2 separate regions of the Mus musculus genome follow, and region 2 is linked to region 1. Evidence: chromatin loops called from intact Hi-C (ENCODE). Cell type or tissue: heart. All regions are shown on one strand. Each heading gives the region's core, and the rest is flanking DNA. Links, peaks and the distances in the headings are about the cores only. Region 1 overlaps Hapln1 (hyaluronan and proteoglycan link protein 1). Region 2 has its middle 93 kb from the start of Hapln1.

What was found. Hi-C counts contacts between places; a loop is a spot of excess contacts. Peaks named below come from ENCODE experiments on the same cell type or tissue, not always from the same donor. Only the 100,000 strongest peaks of a DNase experiment are listed, where the experiment ranks them.
Region 2: a loop joins it to region 1, with 15 times the contacts of the local background. A loop is called at or near these places in 18 of 42 quality-filtered maps.

What each region holds. Positions count from the first base shown.
Region 1 is chr13:89,545,566-89,550,949 of GRCm38, forward strand. The region is part of intron 1 of Hapln1 (hyaluronan and proteoglycan link protein 1); the gene reads left to right. Among named protein-coding and RNA genes, the nearest start is that of Hapln1, 7.6 kb to the left of the region's middle. In heart, for the core only: a CTCF peak has its summit at 2,809 (motif pointing right); no DNase peak of the experiment used is centred there; H3K27ac peaks cover 271 bases.
Region 2 is chr13:89,631,182-89,636,565 of GRCm38, forward strand. No RefSeq gene overlaps it. Among named protein-coding and RNA genes, the nearest start is that of Hapln1, 93 kb to the left of the region's middle. In heart, for the core only: a CTCF peak has its summit at 3,192 (motif pointing left); no DNase peak of the experiment used is centred there.

The DNA of each region.
Region 1 (5,384 bases), core at 234-5,233:
TACAACCTAATGGTAGATGGAAATTAATAAAGATGAGTTGTAAATTCCAATTGAAAAGTATAGTGCCTCATTAGAAAAAAAAATAATCTGATGAATGTGTCCCGTGCTGAGCAGCGAAGATGCACTAGACAAGTTAGTCAGGCCTGCCTTCACGAAATAAGAACCCTCCTGTTCAGGAGTTCCGGGTTTGGGTTTCCTGTTTTTCCTTGTTTGGCCCTGGGACCCACACAGTGACAAAAACTACCCACTCACTAAGTCCTCTTTCATGAATGTCACCAAATTGTAGTCTAAGTTTAACAGCGATGAATGGAGAACCAGGGCCCTCGCTCATGTAAATCGAGATGTCTTTCCTTAGTCTTGCCAGCAATGGGTCATTTTCCATAAGACAAAAATAATATCAATACTTTACATGGCCACCATTCGATAGAGAATAAATCTTCTCTTTACTCTGTGAGTGCTGGGAAGAGACGGTCTGAAAGTCTGCTACCCTGAGTGTAGTAGACGTTCCCTCAGGAATTACAAAGCAGTTACAGTTCTGAAGTCTACTGGTGACTTCAGGGTGCTGGGCAGACACAATCCTATGAGGGAATTTGGAGCAACTCTCTGAAGTGGTGTGATGGGGCTGGAGCTGGCTTGTGTGTTCAAAATTCTGGATGATGTCTTGACGCACTCGAGGGGATCGAGAAGGTGAATTTTGGAATTAAGATTCCTAGCAATGGTTCCCAAAGAAAGCCAAGCTTTTGGTTTTTTGGTTTTGTTTTGGCTTATTTTGGTTTGGTTTTAGGTGTTTTGTTTGTTTGTTTGTTTGCTTTTAATGCCAAATGATACCGCACCTCTTTTAAGATCTGTTCGTTTGCTTGCTTGCTTGTTTGCATGCTTGCTTGCTTTTGTCTCTCTATGACACTGAAAATTAAACTCTGGCTCTTACTCATGCTAGGCAAGCACATTGCTACACTAAGAGGCTCTTTGTAAAACAAAACAAACGGCCATAAAATAAAAATAAATTAGAAAAAGACTGGACTCTGTTCCATCAGGATAACAAAATATTCCCTTCTACCTGCTAGTTCTAAAGTTCCTGGAAACTCCAATTAAATTGAATCATTTCTACAGTCTTATATATATATGTGTATATGAAGTATACATGTATATGAAGACTCAGTCTTCATATTACATACATGACTCTTTCTTGTTCTTGTTTTGAGGGTCACCTCTTTCAAGCATCCATCTTTTCATTCAGAAAACTTTACTGAGTACTAGCTATATCAGGCATTGTAGCAGCATCATATACCATAACTCTGTCTCATACTTTACATGAGGAAAATCCATCATAAAAATAATTAGAATGTTGAAATTGATGGTACTGGGCCTAAAGCATTACAGAATCCTGAAGTATATTTTGAATAATAGAAACAAGCCCAAAAGATCTAGACACCTACTTCTGATAGAGTCAATTTTGAAGCTGTATCTTTAAAAGTTGTTTCCATTTTAATTAGCAGAGGTGATGAGGACTGTGGCACTTGGTAGTGTGGGCACAGTTACATCTCAGAAAATAGTCATGATACCCTGCACCCCAGCAGGCCTGGGTTTCTGACAGTATGTTGTTCAGACTAACAGAAAAAAAGCAAACTTGCATCTGCGCACCCGGGCTGCCTTCTAGTTTACAACTAAAATCAAACTGAGCAAGGAAGATTTAGTGCTTATGGTTTGCACCAGGCATGTCTCATGCTAGGTGCTACACAGTAATTAGTGCAAGGCATTCTCAAATAAGTGGAGAAGGCAGGTGACATATATCATGAATCACAACTGCAACCTACCAAAGAAGTGGGACTTGCCTTCCCCTGTCTCTATGTCTCCTTCATTGCACTTATCCAAACTTTGCAGCCCCTTGTAAACTACCCGAAACTGAGATCAATGCTCTCCGCACTCCCACTCCCCGGGTATCAGTTGTTTATCTAGTTGACTGACTTCTTCGCCACATCTAAGAATGAATGAGTTCTACTCATGCATCTACAGTTCAAGCCCTTTATCTCTTAAAGTAAATGTTTTGCTTTAAGTGAAAGAATTTAAAGCATCTGGAGGCATCTCTTGCTTGCCCTGAAGGGGATAATTTCAGAGTCTTCAATCTCTGAGTTGTCACTGTTCCTTGTGAGAGTTCCCTCAAGGCCTGTTTGTAAGACCTCAAAGAACTCTGCCTCCTGGTGACCACTGGATGCCTTGAGTTGAGCCAGATCAGCTCTTCCAGCAAGTTGAGGCAGAGATGTCTCCACTTCTACCCCCAAGGCATCCAAAACCCTTGGTGCTGGGAATCCCTGCTCACTTTGTCATTACCCTTTCAGTTCTTTACCCTTCAAAGCAGAGCTTTGATTGTGACCCAGTGACAGAGGGAGTACTCAGATATTTGTGTGCTGTAGGTCCAGCTGTAGTGAGTAGAGATGGTAGTAAATATAGTAGATTCAAGGTTTAGTATATAATAAACTCCACAGAGTCAGGAAGCTGGAACATAAGAGATAGAATGCAAAGCAGCCATCATGTTGAAAATTTGGTTCACAGCCAAAAATGATCAGATCTGCCAAGTTTTAGTATTAGGTACAATTGATTTAGAAAATGTGTCACACTGATATATTTGAATGTGAAAATACATTTTCTAAATAAATAAATAAATATCACAGTAAAACTCTGCCTTGCCTTTACAAAATTAGGCTTGATTAACATAAGATATATATTTTATTATGTATCTTGAATTAATTTAAATTCATTTTGAAAAGTTTATGTGTATGATTTTTGCCTGCATGCAGGTCTGCATATTTCTGCAGTGCCTGCAGCAGCCAGAAGATGGCATCAGAGCTTCTGCACTAGAGGTTACAGATTTTTTTTTTTTAATACTTGTTAGAGCATGTCACAGTAGTTTGGCGTTCCTCTAAGACGCTGTTCTGAGCCAGCACTCTTTAGAACCTAGAGGAGCAAACTCACTGACCTTTCTTACCCACCTATCTGGGCCATACAATACCTGACTCTGAGTAGCACCCACTGGAGGGCTCAACAGGGACAATGCCCAACCTTCAGTATCCAGTCCTCTCTTGATCTTCTTTTCCATCACTGCCAAATTCATAAATTCTCCTCAGATTCAAATAATTATTATAGCAGTCAATTCCATTTTTGAATGAATTTTAAAAATAAATGAGCTTAACTTTCAATAAATATCTAAATAATTTCAACAAATCTCTAAATCAAAAAACAACAACAACAAACACAACAGGGAGTGGGGCTGGGGATGGGAATAGAAGGTTGGTGTCAGAGCACTTTCCTGGCAGTTGGGAGGCCCTGGATAAGATCTAACACTACCATCAAAAACAAAAACAATAAAAGAACAAGGAAGATAGCAAACAAATAAAAAACAGTACTGAAAGTAAGGAATCAGTTCAGAGTTCTTTGCCCTAAAAGGTGCAGGAGAGGGTGTAGGAGAGGGTACAGAAGAGGATGCAGTAGAACATGCAGGAGAGGATACAGTAGAGGGTGCAGGAGAGGGTACAGAAGAGGATGCAGTAGAAGATGCAGGAGAGGATACAGTAGAGGGAGCACTACAAGGTACAGTAGAGGGTACAGTGGGGAGTGCAGTAGGGGTGCAGTGGCGGGTTCACTAGAGGGAGCACTGACAGGGTTAGGGAGAGAATTCTAGGAGGATGAGAGCATTCAAGAAAAAATGACCATAGGAGGAGACAATAAAAAATTCTTGGTGAAAATAGTGAGTGGAATTTAGGAAATGCCTCTGGGGACAGGCAAACTGAATCAATATGTATGTCACTGGCAGAAGTCAGGCTGGAAATGGAGATTTTGAACCTTTAGCATTAAACTGCTAATTTTTTTTAAGTCATTTAGAGGAAAGATGGAGAGCACGTTCAGGATGCAAGGGAAAGCTAAATCCCGGGGGGGGGGGGGGGGAACGACTGGTAGAGAGACTTCTGCCATGTAGACTGTGTCATGCTTGTTTGGATTCTGAGGTTTGAACCCACGGCCTCACAAATGTGAGGAAAGCCTCCTGCTGCTCATCCACGACCTGGGCTGCATGTATCCTTTTAGCTTTGGCTTCTCTCTTATCCACTGTAAATGTTCCTCCAGTTGAGGAATTGTTGACATTCCTTCTATGCTCCCCCCAACAGTTACCTAGCAACAGCCAGGTAGGCCTGGCTTGCTATAAAAGGGACTGTTTGGCCTCTCTGACTCTTTCTGACTCTCTGTCCCTTCTCTCCCCTGCCCTCCATTCCCCTTTCTCTCTCCTCTCCCCCCGCCCCCCAGCCCTCCACATTTTCCTGGCCATTCTTTCCCTCCCCATCCCTCCATCTCTCTCTCTCTCTCTCTCTCTCTCTCTCTCTCTCTCTCTCTCTCTCTCTCTCTCACACACACACACACACACACACACACTGTCCTTCTCTGTCCCCTCTCTTTTTCTGCCTCTACTGCCTTAACTCCCCTTCCCATTTTCCGTGTCCCCAAATAACCTCTATTCTATACTAGAGTACTATACACTATATACTATGCTAGTATAGCTTGTACCTCAGGTAGAGGGATACCTCAGCATAGACCGGCTGAGGTACCCCCTCCCACCAAACCATAGCTAGCCCTGTTTTTATAAAAATACACCAGTAACAGCATCGTTCCATCATTCCCTGCATCTCGCAGTCCCCATCAACCCTCTGCACAGACAAGATGCCAGACATTTTTGCTGAATTAAATGAAATTAAAGTGGCATTTCCAAGCCTTGATGCTCTAATGACAGATTGTCATAATGATAACTCTGAATAAGACCTCAAAATGCCTGCATCGTAGCTATTTATTCAATTTCATCCAACTTTAAATATACGTTGTTGCATTCTGTTGTTTAAAAATCAGCAATCCATGTGTGGCACAGATGGTAATTCACCAGAGTATTTGATTTACCATACCCACAGTGTTTACTTTGACGTATGTATAAATTGCCCACAGGACGGAGTGTAGGTCAAGGACACTCAGCAGCCCATTCACTAGTTCCTGGATTCTCAAGACTTCTGTTTTAAGTCAAATTTAGAGTCCATATGCTTAATTTCTCTTGTCTTCTCAACAAATTATATTTCTTTCTAATTCTTCACCCAATGAATTACCAGATATACGACCATGAATAATTGAACAATTTTAATGTAAGCATGTCTGAAAATTGTATGGAACAAAAATATCTTGTGCATCCGAGATTCAAGTTTAACTGAATGTTCTGCTCTCTCCCCCTCCCCTGTGTGTGCGTGTGTGCGTGTGTGTGTGTGCATGTGTGTGTGCATGTGTGTGTGTGTGTGCGTGTGTGTGTGTGTGTGCGTGTGTGCGTGTGTGTGTGTGCATGTGTGCATGTGTATGTGTGT
Region 2 (5,384 bases), core at 67-5,066, 85 kb after region 1:
CCTTTCGTGAGCATACTTTTCTGTTCTTTATAACAAAGCACAGCTGAAAGCCCAAACCTTTAAGTTCTGCTTATCTTGTAACTGATTATAAACTGTATCTTCAATGTATTTCTTTCTTTTTCATATTTTACAATTCATAATTAAGCAAATGAGAAAGGTCATGTTTCAACACTTAAGTATTTATTCTGTCCAACATCTTATGTTACCACTCAGAAGTTTAAATATTCATGAAGCATTTAGGCATAAATACTGTTCAAGCAAGATCCCTTTTACTTTATAAGAATAACATTTCCTTCCACTGATAATTACACAATTCTTATTGGCATTTGTGACATCATCAAAATGACCTTCACCTTCTACACTGTTTATTGCTCTTCATTCTCTGTGCCCCTCCCCCCAAACAACTCTCTGGCATTAGTGCTCCATTTAGGGCTATTGTAGGCTGTATGTAGCACATATGATAGGGCAGGTTAGAAACATAAAGATTGAAAGAATATTTGGAGAGCCCTTACCCTGAAGTCTGGTTGAAGCTTCTTAAGATTTATGCCAAACACACATCTCTTTGCCTTGTGGAAACCGGTCTGTTGTTCTGGACACTTACCCATACACATAGACTACCCGAGGTACCCTAAGATTCCACATCACTGCCTTTCATCCTCATACCATCTATGTTTCTGGTAGAACTCTCTAGTCAAAGATTATGCTACTGTACACTACTTTTTTCTTATCTGTAGGCACCACATATGTGATTACCATGAATTATCCTTTATTTTGGAGTGTACTGTGGCTGCTGACTCTGCCTGCCCTGCAGATCTCAGTTCTGCCTACTTTTTACCCATTAACATTTATGGTGTTTTGAATATGTTTGGTCCAGGAAGTGGTGCTATTAGGAAGTGTGGCCTTGTTGGAGTAGGCATGGCCTGTAGCAGAAAGTGTGTCACTGTGGTTGTGGGCTTTGAGACCCTTCTCCTAACTACCTGCAAGCCAGTCTTCTCCTGTTTGCCTTTGGAACAAAATGTAGAACTCTCAGCTCCTCCAGCACCATGCCTGCCTGGATGCTGCCATGCTTCTAGCCATGATGATATAGACTGAAACACTAAACCTATAAGCGAGCCACAATTAAAAGCATCCCTCTTCTTTCCAAATCCAAAGTCCCAAAATCCACATTCTTCCAAAAAAAAGCATTGTCAGGCTTACCACAACAATACCCCAGTCCCTGGTACCAACTTCTGTCTTAGCTAGAGTTTTCATTGCTATGAAGAGACACCATGACCAAGGCAACTCTTATAAAGGACAACATTTAATTAGGGCTAGCTTGCACATTCAGAGGTTCAGTTGATTTTGATTGTGGCAGAAAGCATGACTCCACACAGGAGTAGAGTGGCTTCCAGGGAGCTAGGAGGTGGGTCTCAAAGGCCACACTGACAATGACACACTTTCTGCCACAAGTACACTCTTACTCCAACAAGGCCACATTTTCTAATAGTGCCACTCCCTGGAGCAAGCATATACAAACCACCACACCATGTTAAAGAGAAGATCCATTTTCTTTCATTCACCCAAAATCTTAACTTTTCCAACTTTTGTATGTAGAAAGAACAGCAAACACTCTACTTAAGAACACACATGCTCACATTTTGTTCTAGAATTAGTAATTCTATAAAGTACTCAACCAGCCTTTTCTAATAATTTTACATACACTTTTTTGTTAATGAATAAAGCCAAAGGAACTGTGGAAAGGAGTGAAAACTTTGGGTTTGTTTAGTAGGGGTCATTTGTCTTAGGAAAGTGGTTTTTATTTCTGTTTTAATTTCTGTAGCTATTCAGTCAATGAATATATAAAATATAAAAAAATGGATAAAACAATCTCTAATGTTGAAATTTAATATGGATCAACAATCCTCTGGCAAAAACTGTTACTTTCTGGAAAGGGTATACCTAGGGAGAGTTTAGATGTCATGTGTTTTTCAGACTTTATTTTGTTTACTTTCAGCTTTGGCATATTTGGCTTATTTATTTGACTGATTTGAGGTTTTCCCCTTTGCTTTCTCTGTTGCCTCCTACAGGGTGACTAGCTGGGGATCAGGTATGCAGAGGACAAAATCCTGACTAGGATTCTGATGGTCAGCATTTGGGGATACCAGACGTAGAGAAACCCTGTCTTGAAAAAACCAAAAGGAAAAAAAAAAAACAAGAAGAAGAAGAAGAAGAAGAAGAAGAAGAAGAAGAAGAAGAAGAAGAAGAAGAAAGAAAGAAAGAAAGAAAAAAAAAGAATTCAGAGACAGTGGCATTTTAAAGAAAACCCTATGTCTTCTTTTTGCCAAAAATCAAACATCAAGAGGAAGCTAAAATTCTTTCAAAATTAATAAATATTTAAACATTAAAGAAAAAATTCGGAACAACGATATGAACTAACCAGTACCCACCAGAGCTGTGTCTCTGGTTGCATATGTAGCAGATGATGGCCTAGTTGGCCATCAATGGGAGAAGAGGCCCTTGGTATTGCGAAGATCATATGCCCCAGTACAGGGGAATGCCAGGGCCAGGAATCGAGAGTGGGTGGGTTGGGGAGCAGGGTTGGGGGAGGGGATAGGGGGCTTTGGGGATAGCATTTGAAATGTAAATGAAGAAAACGTCTAATAAAAAATATTCATCACGATAAATAACTTTAGTGACCAAACTTACCCCATGTCTTTTTTGTCATGGTTTCACAGTAGATTAGGTTTCTTGGGCTCCACTGATCCCAGGGAAGACAACAGGTACTATTATGTGTTTGTCATTAGTTTCCTAAGGACTTTATTTGTTGTGGCTGTGTATTTTTAAGCAATCCTTAAAAACATTGCCAGAGGTTCTCACTGCTAAGGAAGGAGTCAGTGTGTAATCTACCGGTCAAAATAGTACAGATAATCTGTAAAGTTTTCACATTTTTGATCAATTACACTGGTTTATCTCACCTTGGTATTACAGTACTAACATTCAAAATGAAGTATTTACAAACAATTTTTTATCTAATAGTCGTAATTATAAATATGGGTAGGAAAGTTATGAAGCTTTCCTGAACCCTGGCTACCAGAATGTACTGCAGATGCTTGTGACCTGCAGCCACTATGACAGCACTGCTTACTCCAATCACTGCAAGACAAACCTTCGAGACAGCAGCAGAACACTTCCCCACTTGTGACATCTAGTGGTGGAGAATGTGAATGACAAGTCCTTATTCAAGAGAAGAAAATCTGGCAATGTCAAAGGAGCTTTACTTAGGTTCATCCTCTAAAACTATACGAGAGCACACCTTATTCTCCAGCAGAGATTGGTTGGCAACCCAGGAACCAAGAATATTAAAATAATACATATTCATATTATTTATAATATATACATACTTTTCTGTCTGCCAAAGTACACCGAGGCTCAGAAATAATATCTAAAAATAAGAAATGAAAAGCTGGCACTTATCACTGATCTAGTCTTTCCTTCAAAAAAGAAATAAAATGAAGTCACAGACATCCTCAGAATAGCATCTTGACACACAGCAGTGGGAAACCACATTCGGATAGAATCTTGAGGCCAAAAACTAGGCCTTTCAGGATGCTGGTTTCATAGAAAAGCAGCCAGGCTTCGACATCAACTCGGTGTTAGAGCATCTCCATGGCCTCAGCCTGACTAGTTGCTGTCCTTTTAGTGTTTAAGCCCTCTGACTTTGAATAAATTATCTCATTATATTTAGTCCTCAAAACAACTCTGGGTAAGTCTACTGCTTCATCTATTTTTGTAAGTGAATATGCAAAGTCTCTGGAGACTAAAGACAATTTGCATAGTTTTACAGGTAGAAAAATCACATGGTTGACAACTGAGTTCATGTTTCTTTGGCATCAGGGGCATTTTTTTCCCATATCACTAGAATCCATATGCTGCTTTTTATTAATTAACTAATGATCCTTTTTGTTTCCTGTTTGTTTGTTTCCCAGCACTTTCCTGCTTCCTTGCTATCTTACTCTGCAGCACATATTCTGGGCTCTTTGCATCAGATGAAAACTGAAAATGATGGCAAACACTGCTGTGTTCCAGTGTTGTAAGTTAAGAAATTAGGGGAATTGGTGTGTGTAGATAATGTACAGGAAGGATTTATGAGATAGGGTTTAGGAAACTAGGTCTAATTTTTCCCATGTCTTTAGAGGTAGAGAGAAAAGACACAGTCCTTGGGAAAGGCTGTTTTAATTACTCATTGCTGTGACAAAATGTTTCACAAAAGCAACTTAAAGACAGAGAGATTTATTGGGACTTACAGTCCTAATGATACCATGCATCATGGTGGCAGGAGACAGCTGGTCACACTGTGTCCACCGTCAAGAAACAAAGAGTAATGAATAGGTGTCCTTAGTTTGCTTTTTCCTTATAATTAAGTCTGGGCTACTAGCTCAAGAATTGGTAACACAGACATTTAGGGTGGATCTTTCCATTCCAATTAACTAATCTACAAATGCAGGCACAGACTTTCCTAACACTTGTGTACTGGCTGGTTTTGTGTGTCAACTTGACACAGCTGGAGTTATCACAAAGAAAGGAGCTTCAGTTGATGAAATGCCTCCATAAGATCCAGCTGTGGGGCATTTTCTCAATTAGTGATCAAGAGGGAAAAGCCCCTTGTGGGTGGGACAATCTCTGGGCTGGGAGTCTTAGGCTCTATAAAAGAGCAGGCTGAGCAAGCCAGGGGAAGTAAGCCAGTAAAGAACATCCCTCCATGGCCTCTGCATCAGCTCCTGGTTCCTGACCTGTTTGAGTTGCAGTCCTGACTTCCTTGGTGATGAACAGCAGTATGGAAGTGTAAGCTGAATAAACCCTTTCCTCCCCAACTTGCTTCTTGATCAGGATGTTTGTGCAGGAATAGAAACCCTGACTAAGACAACTTGTTTCCATGGTCAGTCTAAATCCCACCCAGTGAAGAATCGGGATTGATCATCACAGATTTTGCACCTTTCTCCTTGTCAAAATGTCATGGAAAAGGGGCATATGCTGGGCCCTTTGCCTCTACAGCTAGAAGTAGGAAACGATTTGCTGTCTATATGAGAATCTTGCACTTCCTCTGGCTAGCTGATGGATCCACCAAATCAATTTAGACCATGTGATATTCCAAAATTACCAAGTTAAACACATGAGAACTATCTGTAACTTAGACAAATCCTTTAAGATGAAGGGGTTGCATATGAAATTAGATTGGTTGATTACAATGTTTACCCCCCTAAAAGAAGTAAATCACAAAACAAACAGCCTGTTGATTAGAAAAATCATTTATTTTTTATATTAAGCTTCATTATTTTTCTAAGGTTGTCATAACAAATAAGCACACACCGGGAGTCCTAGTAGTTGTTTGTTGTTGTTTGTTTGTC